5 separate regions of the Homo sapiens genome follow, and all the other regions are linked to region 1. Evidence: chromatin contacts called from ENCODE Hi-C data. All regions are on one chromosome and are shown on one strand. Each heading gives the region's core, a stretch centred on a gene start or an enhancer-like site at or near the end of the contact. The rest is flanking DNA. Distances are from core to core; before and after follow the strand shown.

Region 1 (2,826 bases), core at 224-2,723:
TCCTCCTAGGCCATCGGGGCTTCCAGGGCCCTCGACCACGTACACCAGGCCCTGGCTAGGGGACCCGACATGCTGGGCGAGTTCCGAGCGGCTCTCAGTGGCGGCGCTGCTTATGGTCTGATGCTTATGGGGCCCGTGATCTGGCTCCGAACCGATGTCCTCTGCCCATGGTGACCCCCACGTCTTGGAAAGTCGCGTCAGTGAAGCCCGTGGCTTCGCGAGCGAGCCGGGCTGGCGCAGACTGGGTTCTCTGGCCGCAGCGGGTCCGCGCCTGACGGGGAGGGTCCGGCTGACTCGCACATCTTCATGGCTCACCCACTGTTTGCTGGGCGCACGGGGTGGGGACCCAAAGACGAATCCCATGCAGAGGTTTGGGTCTAGTTTTGGCAACAGAAAAGGCCGGCACCGCCGGAGTAGGACGCGCGCGCACCACCATCCATTCGGCCGGGGAGGTTGGGGCGTCCGCGGGGAGCAGACCCGAGGCTGGGCGCCCGGAGGTACGAGCAGGACCCTGGCCGGCTCTCAGCTCCCAGAACCCAGGGCCAGGCGGGGATGTCAGGGTCTGCGCGATCTGGGGGGCCCTAGAGGCGCCGGCGGGGCCTGGCGCGGACTACTAGCGGCCTGCGGGAGCCAGGGGTGGAGGGGGCCGCTGTCTAGGGAAGAGGACCGGGGTCCGGAGTGGGGGTGAGAACGAGGCACGCCCCTGAGCCTGCGAAACCTGCGGACCGAGCGCCCGCGCAGGAGCTCGCTCCCTCTGGGCCCCCAGGTCCCAGACCCGCACGATTCTTCGCCCGGTGCCAGCCCAGATGCGCGCGGGTGATGAACGGGCGGTGGCCGCGATCCACGCGCTCGCTCTGCCCAGTCAGCGGCAAATTCGTTCTCTCCTTGATCTCAGTGGCACTGGAGCGTGAGGCAAGGGCCAGGCGGCAGGTAGAGGGGTCGGACTCAGCAAAAGCAAACAAAACCCCAAGCAAACGAAATAAATACTTATACATTACATACACGATATAATATATGTGCGACAGACACCGTATTACTTATTAAAGATATATTTGTAGGTAAACATATATTTACATGTAAACATACATTTACATATAAATATAAATATATATATATGCATGTGTACACACACGCAGACACACAGGTCGCTCAATTAAATTTGAATTTCAGACTAGCGAGTAATTTTTCCGTATTAGCATGTCCCGTGCAATATTTGGGAACATACTTATAACTAGATTTGTTGTGAATCTGAAATTCAAATTTTACTGTGCTTTCTACATTTTTATCAGCAGCCCTAGCTGGAGGTGCTCAAAGGCCTCCCGGCCTTTGAGGTAAGGTTCTCGGGTCGGAAATCCCTGGTCGGAAGAAACGTGGGCGTTTCCTTTAAAGCCCTGCGGCACAAGAACTACAAGCCCCACAATGCCGCGCGGAAGCCGGCGGCGCTGATAGGCTGCAGTTCACTTCCGCCTTCTGACTTCCGGCCTCGGAGGCCGGCGTCGGCTGTTGCAGCCTGCTGCGCGCCCAGGGGTCCCGCGGGTTTTCGGGCGCAGGGTGGCGCCCGCGGCAGGCGGCGGCCATGAACTTCTCCGAGGTATTCAAGCTCTCCAGCTTACTCTGCAAGTTCTCCCCGGACGGCAAGTACCTGGTGAGCGGCGGGGACCTGGGCCACGGGCAGGACATCCTCGGTGCCAGCGTCCCCGGCGGGCAGGGCCGGGGGCGGCCGCGTGGGTGGAGGCAGCTTGGGGATCCTGCAGGTGCGGTGCCCGGACAGGTGCGGGGCCCGGGCAGGTACCCGGGGCAGGTGCAGTGTCTGAGCAAGTGCCCCAGACAGGTGCGGGACCCAGGAAGATACCCTAGACAGGTGGAGGGCCCGGGGAGGTGCCCCAAGCAGGTGCGGGGCCCAGGCAGGTACCCCAAGCAGGTGCGGGGCCCAGGCAGGTACCCCAAGCAGATATGGGGGCCGGACAGGTGCAGGACCCCGGCAGGTGCCCGGGCAGGTGCGGGACCCAGGAAGATACCGTAGACAGGTGGGGGGTCTGGGGAGGTGCCCTTGGAAAGGTGGGTATCGGCAGTGCCGACTGCACACAGGTGAGGGTATAGGAGATGTCGGCTCTTTGTTGTTACTTTGTCACAAAAGGCAAATTGATGATTCTGTTGCCTGTAAACTGGTAAGTGGTGTGGCTACTTTGTCATCTCTACTTCTCCTCTAATTCTCTTCTCCTCTACCACATGCCGAATAAATGATTTAAATACTAGTATTCTATCCCCAGGTAAGGAAGTAGTTGTCCTCATGGCTGGGATTTGAGGTCTTCGTTCCATGGGTGGCAGAAGGGTGCTTAAATCACAGAGCTATAACTTTAAGCTTCAAAACATATAGTGTATGTACCTGGATGCCTAGTAGTGTATATCCTCAGAAGAGAGGGATAACCCGGATGCCTAGTATGTATGTCCTCAGAAGAGGGGGACAATTGGCATTGGAAAGCCACTAAGAAGAAACATGCCTCGTAAAAAGTGGGCTTCGTTTTCCTTATCCACCACCTGTACTAACTGACTGATGTATCATGATGCTTTTTCAGGTTTTGCCACTCCTGACATTCCTGTGCTCTGTCTAGCTTTTGAGAGTTTAACTCTCAAATTACGTTTTTTACCTCTTCAGGGAGGTTTTATTCCAAATCACATAAAATAGCATCAGCTACAAAACAGAAAACCTCATTAGTTTAAATGGCATCTCAGCCTTGGTATATTTTCAATGTGCCCCCCTCCTCAATTAAATGAGAGGTTTGTTTTTTGTTTTTACCATTTATGAAAATTTCAGTGAATTATAAG
Region 2 (2,826 bases), core at 203-2,702, 1.7 Mb after region 1:
CTCCCGTGCTGGGCCTCCACGACCAGTGCAGTCAATGTGGCAGGAAGAAGGGCCAGGGGCTGGGGGAGCTGGGCAGGCAGGAAGGGCCCTTGAGGACCGTGGCACAGGCCTTGGGAGGTGAAAGGCAACTTCAGGCAGAGCCCAACAGTGGAAGGAGTGATGCAGTGAAGGGGCAGGTATGGGCAGAAGAGCCACGCAGAGGAGGCCCTGCCCTCCAGGGTCACTGCCCTTGTGGTAGGGGTGGGGGACACTGAGCAGCGCCCACATGTGGAACAGTTCTGAGCAAGGGGTGCATGCCCCTCCTGCAGTAAGATGGACCCTGCCCCTTGCTGTGCTGACCACCTCCCTTAGCCTGACCACCAGAGAGACGGTGTGCTGTTGGTCCCACGGGGAGCAGAGGGCACCAAGAGCCTAACAGGGCCCCTGGCCTGGTGGCAGAGGGATAAGGGTCTGGGGTCCCCCTGGAAGAAATGGCCCCAGGCCTGCCCCTGCACAGGGAGCAGCAGACATTGCAGGCTGAGGGAAGGGCACTGGGCTCCCTGTGGCCCTCGGGAATGGAGGTCACATTCCCCAGGTGGGGCATGGCCCCCAAGGCCAAGTGCTTTGGGAAAGTGGTCTGCACCCAGCGCCTCAACAGCCCAGAGCCAGGGCCAGGCTCCAGCCCCCTGGGCCAGCCCCCAGACAGCGCCTGCAGCGCAGGTCCACAATCAAGTGTCCAAACACCAAGTTCGGGATGCCCAGCATCTTGGTGGCGTTACCCTACAGTCCACCTGGAGCCCGCCTGCGAGACTGGACCCGAGGGACCACACCCAAGGCAGCCACGACTTTCCAGGCCAGCTCCCGAGGGTCCCCGGGCCACGCCCAGACCAGCAGCAGAGCAGGCCACGCTCGGCCGAGGTTAAGGCGCCGTGCCCGGGCTGAGGACGAGACCCACCGTCGCCTCACGAGTCTGGGCCAGGTGGAGCTGCGGGGTAGGGCTTGTGGCGGACAAGCCCTCTGAACACGTTGGGCGTGGCCCAGTGGGAGGGGATTGCGCTGAGCGGGGTATGGTGGGCGAGGCTTACGTTGGGCATGGGGCCAGTGGGCGGGGTTTGCATTGAGTGGAGGCCCAGCGAATGGGGGCGTCTCGTGGGCGAGGGCTCCTGTGGGCGGGGCCTGCGGCGAACAAGGCTTGCACTGGGCGGGGCCCAGTGGGCGGGGTTTATGCTGCGTGAGGCGTCCTGTGGGCGAGGCCTGCGACGAACGCGGTTTGCTCTGGGCGGTGCCCGGAGGGCGGGGTTTACCCTGCGTGGGGCGTCCAGTAGGCGTGTGCGCCTGTGGGCGGGGCCTGCGGCCAGCGGGGCCCGGTGGGCGGGGTTTACTCTGAGCGGGCGTTCTGTGGGCGTGTCATGTGGTGGGTGTGTCCTGTGGTGGGCGGGGCCCCATAAAGCCGCGCCGCCGGGCTTTGCTCCAACCTCCTCAGAGCATGGCCCGGGGGCCGCTGGCCGCCCGCGGACTGCGGCTGCTGCTGCCGCTCCTGCCGCTCCTGCCGCTCCTGCCGCTGCCGCAGGTGGGTCGGGCGGCGTTCTCTCTCGGTTCGGCCACCGCGGGGCGGGTCCCTGCTCGGACCACGCCCCTCCCGGGCTCACCCTTGTCCCCACAGGTGGCGCTGGGCTTCGCGGACGGCAGCTGCGACCCCTCGGACCAGTAAGTCGGGGGGGAGGGAGCCGGGGCCTGGCCCCGCCCTATGGGGAGGCACGGGTGGCGAGGTCGGCCGTCCCATGCCCCGCCTGCTCCAGGTGCCGCCGTCCCCACAGGTGCCCGCCCCAGGCCCGCTGGAGCAGCCTGTGGCACGTGGGGTAAGTGGAGGCCGCGGCGGAGCCGTGCGTCCGACGGTTCTGGGGCGGGGGTCACCGGGGCCAGGCCCGCCAGGCCCTTACCTCACCAGGCCGCCTCCGCTGTCGCCCAGTCCCGGCCGCTGGCGGGAACTGACCTGGAGCAAGCAGGACCTTCCCTCCCACCTCTCCCGCCTGGCCTCCGCGGGAGTCCCCTACGATCCCGCTCAGCAGTGGGGCACTCGCTGAGGACAGCGAGTCCTGGGAGTGAGCCCAAGGCCACCCCTGGCCAGCCCAGGAGAGATAGCCAGGGCAGGCCCAGCAGCCCGAGGCCAGGCTCTGGCCACGGCGGTCTCCGACATGGAGAGACATTGTCTGCTTTTTATCCTGTTAACCTGTCTTCGGTGGTTGTGCCACGACATTCCCCAGGGTGCAGGTGCCCGGTGGCCGAGGGTCAGTCCAGTGGTAGAGCCTTGCTCTCCTAGGCTCATCCTGCTGGCGGTCCTCCTGCTTCTGCTGTGTGGTGTCACAGCTGGTTGTGTCCGGTTCTGCTGCCTCCGGAAGCAGGCACAGGCCCAGCCACATCTGCCACCAGCACGGCAGCCCTGCGACGTGGCAGTCATCCCTATGGACAGTGACAGCCCTGTACACAGCACTGTGACCTGTGAGTGCCTAGGGGCCCGCCAGTTGAGGGTGGAGATGGCGGGGGTAAATGCCAAGCCCGCCTCCACGAACCCACTCTGGTTCCCTGCAGCCTACAGCTCCGTGCAGTACCCACTGGGCATGCGGTTGCCCCTGCCCTTTGGGGAGCTGGACCTGGACTCCATGGCTCCTCCTGCCTACAGCCTGTACACCCCGGAGCCTCCACCCTCCTACGATGAAGCTGTCAAGATGGCCAAGCCCAGAGAGGAAGGACCAGCACTCTCCCAGAAACCCAGCCCTCTCCTTGGGGCCTCGGGCCTAGAGACCACTCCAGTGCCCCAGGAGTCGGGCCCCAATACTCAACTACCAC
Region 3 (2,826 bases), core at 1-2,500, 1.3 Mb after region 1:
CTGAGGCTGCGCCGGGTGCCAGCCCTCAGTAGCGGGCAGGTGGAGCTGCCAGCCGCTGGGTCTGCCCAAGGAGAAGGGCCCAGTACCCACCACCCCAAGGACCCCGACAGGCCCCACAGCACCTTATTGGAAGAGCCGGCCAAGGTCCGCAGCCAGCTGGACGGCTTGTCCTTTTCGGAAGGCGCGGGGGACTGGGAAGAGGTGTCATCTGTTTTGGGTCTTATGGAGGCCGGAGGCTCAGAGGAGACCTGCGATCAATGAAAGGTTTTGTTGGCACCTGTGGTTCCCAGGGCAGGGTCCCTCCACCAGCCCCGTGGCTGGCACATGGCAGTCAGAGCCCCATGCACTCCGGCCACAAACGACCCTGAGTGGCGCAGAAGGCAGATTCCAGGGCACCCCCCAGGAGACCAAGTTCACTTTGCATAAAGGCCCTTAGGCCACGCGCAACAGGCACGTGGAGGCTGTGCTGAGGGACAAGTCATCTCCGAGAGAACAGAGTGGACCTTGTCCTGCCATTCCGGGTGACCTCACCCACGGCTGCAGCAGGTTTGGGATGGAGCACCAAGACCCACTCTCCCCTTCCACAGCGGCTCAGCCTGGCCAGGAGTCCCTCGTCCTTCTCCTGCCAAACCCCTTTCCTAGAACCCGAGTGTGTCCTCAGAGGGTGCCCAGCGCTGGGCACTCAGCTCAACCAGCCACAGCACGGCGAGAGCCACTCACGACGGATGCGTCTGGGAAGGGCAGCTGCGGCACAGGGGTGGTCGCGGGGAGGGGACACCGTGTCCCTGTGGGCCACTGGCACAGGTGCATTAAAGAGTGGGCATTCTGGCTGCCCCCTCCCCATGGGAAGGAAACATTTTCAAAATGAAGGACACCATCCCCAAGGAGCCTGGCTCCTACAGGATGGCACCACACACACCTTTGCCTCGCTCCTTGCCAGCCCCGGTGCTGGAGGAAGCTTAGCGAAGGTGCCCAGACCCAGCCCACCCAGAACCAGGTCCCGCTGGTGGAGGAAGCTTAGCGAAGGTGCCTGGACCCAGCCCACTCAGAACCAGGTGTTGTGTGTCAGGTGCTGAGGCACATCCCCCAAGAGCCAGTGAGTGATGTGGGTTGTGTGCTGGGGGCCTGAGCCGGTACATCCAGCCTCAGGCAAACGTGAACTCCCACAGCCCTGCGGCTGGAAACCCCTGAGACGGTGCTGCCCGCAAGGCACAACTGAGACCCAAGGTCTCTTCCCAAGCAAAATCACAGGGCAGTCTCCGTAAAATGGGCCATTCCTCTACTGCCAAAGACCCCACAGGACAGCACAGAGTCTCCAGGGCAGCTGGCACCAGGTCTACACCACAGGCCAATGCAGAACAGGCCACACAGGGCAAGGGGCCCTTCACAGGGGTGAGGTCCCACTCACTCTGCCGAGGCCAACCTCAAGAGGAGGCAGCAAAGTCGGGCGGTGGGGGCTCCGCCCTTGCCCTCAGCCAGGAAGCCTTGGTGGACAGAGCACACTCAGGGCCGGGGGCTCTTCCCACCTCCAGGACTCTAGGAGAAGACGCTGCATCAGGAACCAGCCTCCTGGAGGCAGCAGGGACCCTGCTTCCCTAGGGGGAAGATGGGGCGCAGGGCAGGCTGTCCATCAAGGTGCTCCAATTATGGGGATGGAGGGCCCTGGGGGAAGATCTGGCCAAAGCCCGTGGCCTCCCCTGCAGCACGTGCACCCACCCTGCAGCCCTCAGGGAACAAGCAGGGTGGGGCCAGGGGAGGGGCAGGTGCCTGGCTCTGACCTGGGCCCAAGGGAGAAAGATAAGTGCTCGGGCGCACAGGGCCGGGGACGCAGGGCAGGCAGCCCCTGAAGGCTCACGGCTGTGGATGGTTTTTTTCAGAGACACTAAAATAGCTGTTCAGGAAAAAAGACACTGAAAATACCCCCTCTATGTGGCGGCTTTCGAGGGGAAGTGAGTGTTGATGACGTCTGGCGGAGGCCCTGACCGCAGGGTGCTGTGCCTATGCCTGGCAGGGGCGGGTGCCATCCTAGCTGCAGCAGAGCCCCTTCCGGAATCATGCGGACCCTCCCGAGAGGCACAGAAGGCCGAGGACGCCCGGCTGGGTGGAGCTTCCTGTCTAAGCAGCCACTGAAGCGGGCGCGGAAATTCGGCTCAGTTATCACCCGGGGAAAAGCCACAACAGCCGGCGCTGACTCCGGGAGACTCAGAGACTCCTTGAGGGGAAAGAGTCAGATGCCTCAGGCCACCTCCATGAGAGCCAACGCCTGAGAACACGGCTCTGCCTGGTGGGGCCCCAACAGCCGCCCCGTGGAGGTGGCGGGAGGACCGTAGGCCCGGGGCCCCGAGCCCAATCCGCTCAGTGGGGGGTGGCCGAGGACCCTGCAGATCTGGAGGGTTGAGGCAGATGGGCTCAGGGCCATCCTTGGGGCCAGGGACGCTCCTGGTCTTCAGGGAGCCAGGACGAGCCTTCGGAGACATGACTCCGTTAAGACCCCTGCCGACCCCTCATCAGGCGACTCCCGGCTCTCAGGGCGGGCTCTCTGCAGCATCAGAGAAACGGAGAGAAACGTGTAAAATAGAAGGTGTCTGCGCCCCTGTGGGCGGAGGAAGTGACACTCTCAGAGGGACTGTCACCTGAGCAGTATTGGTTTCTCAAAGCCCCAGGAAGCAGACAGCCGTCTTCAGGCCTGGGATGCCACCCGCCCTACCAAGGCCCCTGGGGGCCCCAGTGTCAGCTGTCGGTCAGGGACAAAACCACACCCAGTGACAGACGGCTGAGTCTTACTCTGGGAAGAGCAGCTACGACCGCTTGCCTCTGGTGTGACCC
Region 4 (2,826 bases), core at 169-2,668, 1.1 Mb after region 1:
GCTAGCCGAGGGTCCACAGAGGGTGCAGGGAGCATGGATGGGGCCCCAGGCTGGGTGTGCCCAGGGATCTGGCTCAGCTGGCAACTGCCAAGCAAAGGAAGCAGCCTGTGGCACAGACACCAGAAAGCTAGGATGGCCCCTGATGGGCCACGAGGCTCCACCCCACGAGGTGGTCTGGACACCGAGAGTAAGCCCCGGACGAGGTGGCTCATTACAGTCACCCAGCACCCAAGAGAAGGCCTGGCAGAAGGGCTGGTCAACAGTGCCACCAGAGCCGCCTTGCCCAGGAAGGCCCGAGTGGACAGCACCACAGAGGGCAGCAGGGAGAGGAGGTGGCAGGGAGCGGTGGGAACCCCTGGGCCCCCCACCCCACGCTACCCAAGGGTTCCCGCCCCCACTCACCGCTTGAAGCCTAGCTCCTTGTAAAGCTGCTTGCTCTCATCCAGGTAGAGCTCTGGAAAGCGGAAGCCACATGTGTGTGCCCCAGGCGCAGAACCAGCCCCCAACCCACTCACCACAAAGAATCGCCCTCCTCCTTCCGACCCTCTGTTCCTCTGCCCACCCTCCGTGCTCAGCCCACCCCCGCAGGGCAGGGAGGGGTAAAACGGGGCTGAGTGTCCCCCCTCCCCTCAGAAGAGGGGCTGAGTCCCAGAGGCAACAGGTGGAGCCGGCGGGGCAGAGCTCGTCCAGACTCTGCTGCTGGGCCCAGGTCTGTGCAGGGCACCACCCAGCCACCAGCTGCGGGGCGGGGAGGCAGGGAGAGATGAGGGACGCTGACCCGTGGGCATATCAAGGCCGCTCCAGCAGACAGAAGGGCCGGGGTTGGGCAGGAAAGGGCCCCGAACGCCCTGAGCTTAGGGAAGGGTATGTGCGCCGCCGCGGCGGGGAACAGGACGCACCTCCCGCGAAGTAGTCGCCGTCCAGGAACTCCTGCAGACCCAGGGCCTCGGGCCCTACGCCCACCAGGCGCACGCCGTGTTGGTCCAGGAGCCCAGCAAGGCTGCTGAGGTCCTGGGCGATCCAGCGGCACACCACGCACCCGAAGCGCCGCAGCCCGGCCACCACGCACGCGTGCTCCCGCCACAGGCTCCGCAGCTCCACGGCCTGCCGGGCGGCTGGGTCATGGGCGCGCCCCGTTGCCCCCAGCCCCGCCCAGGCCCCGCGGCCCCCACCACCCCATCGCTGCCAGGACGCCCGGGCAAGGAGCCAGGGACGCGCCCACCGCCCTGCGTCCACCCGGCCTCACCTCCCCGGTCACCGCATGCTTCAGGATGCACGCGCCCACGCGAGCAAGGTCCACCGTGCTCATGGCGGCCGCTGCCAGCCCTGGTTCCCGGCTCCCCGACTCCCTGTTCCCCGCTCCCGGCTCCTCGCTCCTGGATCCCCGCTCCCGGCTCATAGATCCAGCCCCAAGCCCCGCCCCGAGATGCCCCGGTCCCGCCTTTCTTGCTGCCGCCGAGGCCCCGCCCCTTCGGGCTCGTCTCCGCCCCGGGCCCGCCCCCAAGATGGCCGCAGCGCGCCCCGGCCACGCCCCCGACCGCACCCCGAGCCCTGCTCCGCCCCCTCGGATTCGCCCCTAGTCCCGCCTTGTTTCCCCTCCTACTCCAGGCCAAGCCTCGAGATCGCGGCGCCAAATCCTGGGTCCGCCTGCTTCGGTCCCTCCCGCCTCCTCAATCCGGGCCTTGCGGGACAGTTGCTGTCCCGCGTCCTGGTCCCGCCCCTAGCCCCGCCTCTCCGTTGGGCCGCCGACTTGGACCCCGTCGGCCATTGGCGCAGCAGGCGGAGCTGGGCGGTGCGGCCCTCGGTGCGCGGTGCGCCTGTGCGGAATGCGGCGGGAGGCGGGCAGCCGGCTCGGGGTCGTCCCGGGGGGCGCCGGGGAGCGGCTGGGTACGGTGGGCCCAGGGGTGGTCCAGGGAGCGGCGGGGGTCTCCCTGCGGCCTCGCGCGAGACTGGGCTGGACTCAGGGTTGAGGGGAGAGGGTGAGCGCAGGGGTCGCGGGCATAGGGGACCGCGGGCCGGGGTCTCCCGCGGGGCGGGGGTCCCAGCAGTGGGGGGCGGGGGGGTGCGAGGGCTTAGCCTTTCCACGTGGCCTGGTTTTCGCTTGAAAATCCCCGCAAATGCGGCAGCATCTCAATTATACATGGACGCGATGTCTTTAATCATGAAATACTGTTCATGTCGTGCCGGTTGCATATCAGCTTTTAACCCGCCAAACCTTGGGGCGAAATAGACCCCGGGGAGATAAGCACAGCTCCCAGAAGTGCACTGCGGGTCAGGTGCCTGGCAGATGCGTCCTGTTCCTCCCCCACTGCAGCCCTGTGATAGCTTTTGTCACCGAGTTGGGGTGAGGGCCGGGTCACAGCTTCACCCGGCCTGGGCTCCCACCTGAGCGGGCCCGGCCTGGCAGAGTCTGTGCTGCTGGCACGGGTCCTCACTCCCCAGGCCCCAGGACAGCTCCAGGGGCCTGGGCGGGCTGGAGAAGGAAGGGGGAGCCCCCACACTGTATTCCAAATAAAGAGAGGCCCCGGGGGGGTGCTGCTGCTTCGCCTGTGCCCTCGCCCTGGGGTGGTGAAGGTCCAGACTGCGAAACGGAAGTCGTCACTATGTCAGAAAGGGCAAAAAGCAAAACAAGGAAGGGGAAGCACTAGGAGGGAGGAGCTGTGGCAGCTCCAGAGCCCAGGAGTGCAGCCCCCAGAGACCAGGGCTACCCCTCTACCGTCTCGGGCTGTGCAGGAGGGGCCCTCTACCCTCTGGAGTTGTGCAGGAGGGGGCCCCTCTACCATCTGGGGCTGGGCAGGAAGGGCCCCCCCCCACCGTCTCAGGCTG
Region 5 (2,826 bases), core at 147-2,646, 1.0 Mb after region 1:
CCACAGGTGACTTGGGTGCAAGAGAGGGAAGAGGACCTTGCCCTCAGGGCCAGACTGAGCCAGCCAGGGGCACCTTGCCCGGCAGGAAGCCCACCCCAAACCCATGGCAGGCCGGGAGAAGGCACGTGGGGACAAGGCAGGCTGGGAGGCCAAGAGCACAGCAGGCTTTGGGGTCCCAGAGGCAGAACTACACCCCAGTGGGGCCTGGGCAGGATTTCACCTCCTTAATGCTTCCTGACACCAGCGGGTTCTAGCACTCCGGGGCCACTTAGGAAAACAGAAACCACACTAGGAAGAACAGGGAGCTCATGGCGGAGTCGGGGCTACACCAGTGTAAGGGGCAGTTCGGTGCTGCAGAGGGGGCGCCGCTGCCCCCCCCGAGCTGAAGAGCAACGCTGAGATTGGGTTATCGGGACCTAGAGGAGGCGGCCGGGCTGGGCGGGGTGGGGTCTCAGAGCTCCCAGAGGGACTGGGCGTTTCCAAGCCAGGAGGAGGGGTCTGTGCTGGGGTCTTCGAGGTGGGAGCAGGGCCTGGCAGGGGGCGGGAAGCCTGGCTGGGGCCATGGTCCCGGAGCCCAGAGGAGGCGGCTAGATGGGGTCTCCTGAACGGGGGTCACCGAGCCCGGAGGCGGGGCTGGACGCGGGTCTCCGAGGCTGCAGAATACGGCTGGGCTGCGGCGCCAGGAGGCGGCTCCCGGCACAGGCAAGAATCTGCAGGACGCGAAATGGTTGCCTGGAGACGGGGACCCACCCGGAAATGAGCCAACAGTGGTTTCGCCCCGCTTCCTGCGCCCCGCCCCTCGGCAGGCGGCCCCCTCCGGGTGGCACTGCGCCTGCGCGGCCCGAGCCGCGGGCTCAGGGGAGTCTGGGGTCGGATTGAGCGCCCTTCCCCACTGGGGCGGCCTGGGGGCTCCCGGGGTCCGACAGCTGCTCGGGGCCTCGCCCTCCTGCTGCCATGGACCCGGCCCAAATGTGCGGGTCCTGCGCGGGCCGAGGCTTCACTACCACCCCGGGCCGTGAACTACGGGTCGGGGTCAGGTGCCTCCGCCCGGAGAGGGGCGGTCCCGCGGGCCGCACCGCAGGCGAGGGACGGGGTTTCGAGCCCCTGCCCTGCTCAGCGCCGCTCACAGCTGGCAGAAGAGGCCACACTGTGCCCTGCGGGAGCCCAGCAGCAAAGCCGGGGCCGTGGGACCCCCTCGCTCCCTGCACGGACCCCGGGCGTGGGCCTCGGCTTCGCCCCGTGCGGCCAAGCCTGGCGGGGTCCTGGGTGCGCTGCGCCCCCCGGGGGAGGTAGCGTCGAGGACCGCCGGGCTGCTGGAAGAGAGGCAGCGCCAGCGAGAAAGGCGGGGCCTGCACCTTGGCGTGTTCCTCAGGCAGCGGGGAACCCCTGCAGATTCTTGAGCGGAGGAGGAGCCCAGCGAGGCGAGCGGATTTCTGGTCGTGGTTGACTCTGTGAAAAAACTGGGTCAGAGATGAGGCGATTGGGCCTGGGTGGGCTCAGGAAAGTGCCCGGGAGGAGTGGGGGGGGCAGGCAGGCCTGGCCAGCAGCAGCCCACAGCACAGGCTGTGCCCTCCGTCCAGCAGCCCCAGGGAGAGGGGCTAGGGTGCACGTGCTCAGAGGCCTGGAGCAGCCTTCAGAAGGTGGGCAGAGTGGAAGGGCTGGGCAGCAGCCCCCTCAGAGGGCCCGATGGAGAGGTGACTTGGCCCAGAGGGACCGAGGGAGGAGGCCGGTGTGGTCACCCAGTCAAGGGAACCTGGGCCCAGCCGGTGGGGCGGTAGGGCTGCCAGGAGGGGACCATGAGGAGGTAAATCCAGGTCCCTGATCCGAGGCCCAGGGAGAAGAGCAGTGGGCAAGGATGCCAGGCCTTGGGCCAAGGGTCGGAACAGCACTTTGGCAGGTTCCAGGGCAGTGGGAATTGCAGGGAGGGGTCCTCTACCCTGGGTCCCCCTTCCTGCCCTTGCCCATGGTCAGCCAGCCCCTCCAGAAGCAGCGGGCAGCTCCTGTGCAGCCCAGGGCCCCGCCATCCCCAGGGAGCCAGCAGAAGCTGGCTGTGCAGAGGACCTCTGCAGGGCAGGGGCGGCCGGGCTTTTGGGGCTGACCCCACTCTCCCTGCCTCTCTCTGTGTCCTCTGTGCAGGCGGCGGCCCAGGAAGCCGGCACCCTCCTGGACGCAGGGCAACCCAGGCAGGCGCTGGGCTACTGTTCGCTGTCTGTCCTGGCCAGTGGCAGCAGTGCCTGTCACCTGCGTCTGCGGGCCACCTGCCTGGCCGAGTTGCAGGAGTTTGGCCGGGCCCTTAGGGACCTGGACCATGTGCTCCAGGAGGCGCTGGGGGATGGTGACCTCCCAAGGCGGGCAGAGGACTTCTGCCGTCAGGGTCGCCTGCTGCTGAGCCTGGGGGATGAGGCGGCGGCCGCAGGGGCCTTTGCCCAGGCCCTGAAGCTGGCGCCCTCCTTGGCCCAGAACAGCCTGTGCAGGCAGCCAGGCCGGGCCCCCACTGCACGCATGTTCCTTCTCCGCGGGCAGTGCTGCCTGGAGGAGCAGCGTCACGCAGAGGCCTGGACGGCGGTAGAGAGCGGCCTCCTGGTGGACCCCGACCACCGTGGCCTGAAGAGACTGAAGGCCAGAATCCGGAGGGAGGCATCCTCAGGCTGCTGGCTACAGTGACTGGGCCTGACCCTCTCCCAGCCCTAATCACGGGGCCACCCTAGCATCTGCACCTGATGTCCAGGCCCAGGGGTGTACCCAGCTCCCTAAATCGGGGAGGTACCTGCCCTGCCCTCTCCACACCCCCTTCCCAGCCCTCCCCACACACCCCTTCCCAACCCT

What was found. A loop is a pair of places that touch in the nucleus more often than their neighbours do. Pooled maps may share reads with other maps.
Region 2: a loop to region 1 is called in a pooled map, with 33 times the contacts of the local background. The contact joins the promoter of TMEM52 here to the promoter of WRAP73 in region 1. A Hi-C loop is called at or near these places in 2 of 37 single-sample maps with no recorded cell type and 6 of 50 pooled maps.
Region 3: a loop to region 1 is called in a pooled map, with 4 times the contacts of the local background. The contact joins the enhancer-like site here to the promoter of WRAP73 in region 1. A Hi-C loop is called at or near these places in 3 of 37 single-sample maps with no recorded cell type and 4 of 50 pooled maps.
Region 4: a map of uterus shows a loop between it and region 1 (6-fold over the local background). The contact joins the promoter of PRXL2B here to the promoter of WRAP73 in region 1. A Hi-C loop is called at or near these places in 1 of 168 maps with a recorded cell type or tissue (uterus), 8 of 37 single-sample maps with no recorded cell type and 11 of 50 pooled maps.
Region 5: a loop to region 1 is called in a pooled map, with 20 times the contacts of the local background. The contact joins the enhancer-like site here to the promoter of WRAP73 in region 1. A Hi-C loop is called at or near these places in 6 of 50 pooled maps.

The regions. Positions count from the first base shown.
Region 1 is chr1:3,648,750-3,651,575 of GRCh38, reverse strand. It overlaps WRAP73 (WD repeat containing, antisense to TP73), which reads left to right and starts at 1,473. Exons shown (of 12, transcript NM_017818.4): 1 at 1,473-1,645. The coding sequence starts at 1,577. RefSeq lists an enhancer at 409-1,252.
Region 2 is chr1:1,917,905-1,920,730 of GRCh38, reverse strand. It overlaps TMEM52 (transmembrane protein 52), which reads left to right and starts at 1,452. Exons shown (of 5, transcript NM_178545.4): 1 at 1,452-1,549; 2 at 1,643-1,686; 3 at 1,797-1,838; 4 at 2,300-2,478; 5 at 2,569-2,826. The coding sequence starts at 1,466. RefSeq lists enhancers at 88-680, 681-1,274, 1,334-2,135 and a silencer at 1,216-1,855.
Region 3 is chr1:2,300,400-2,303,225 of GRCh38, reverse strand. SKI (SKI proto-oncogene) reads right to left here. Exons shown (of 7, transcript NM_003036.4): 2 at 123-248. Among named protein-coding and RNA genes, the nearest start is that of SKI, 73 kb to the right of the region's middle. RefSeq lists an enhancer at 2,008-2,067. Within about 2 kb of position 1,250, at least 34 of the 41 ENCODE cell types and tissues checked have a DNase peak (open chromatin) inside an H3K27ac peak, as active enhancers do.
Region 4 is chr1:2,585,369-2,588,194 of GRCh38, reverse strand. It overlaps PRXL2B (peroxiredoxin like 2B), which reads right to left and starts at 1,418. Exons shown (of 7, transcript NM_152371.5): 1 at 1,247-1,418; 2 at 900-1,104; 3 at 403-454. The coding sequence starts at 1,309. RefSeq lists an enhancer at 1-610.
Region 5 is chr1:2,641,206-2,644,031 of GRCh38, reverse strand. TTC34 (tetratricopeptide repeat domain 34) reads left to right here. Exons shown (of 9, transcript NM_001242672.3): 9 at 2,137-2,826. The coding sequence ends at 2,664. Among named protein-coding and RNA genes, the nearest start is that of MMEL1, 9.6 kb to the right of the region's middle. Within about 2 kb of position 1,396, at least 32 of the 41 ENCODE cell types and tissues checked have a DNase peak (open chromatin) inside an H3K27ac peak, as active enhancers do.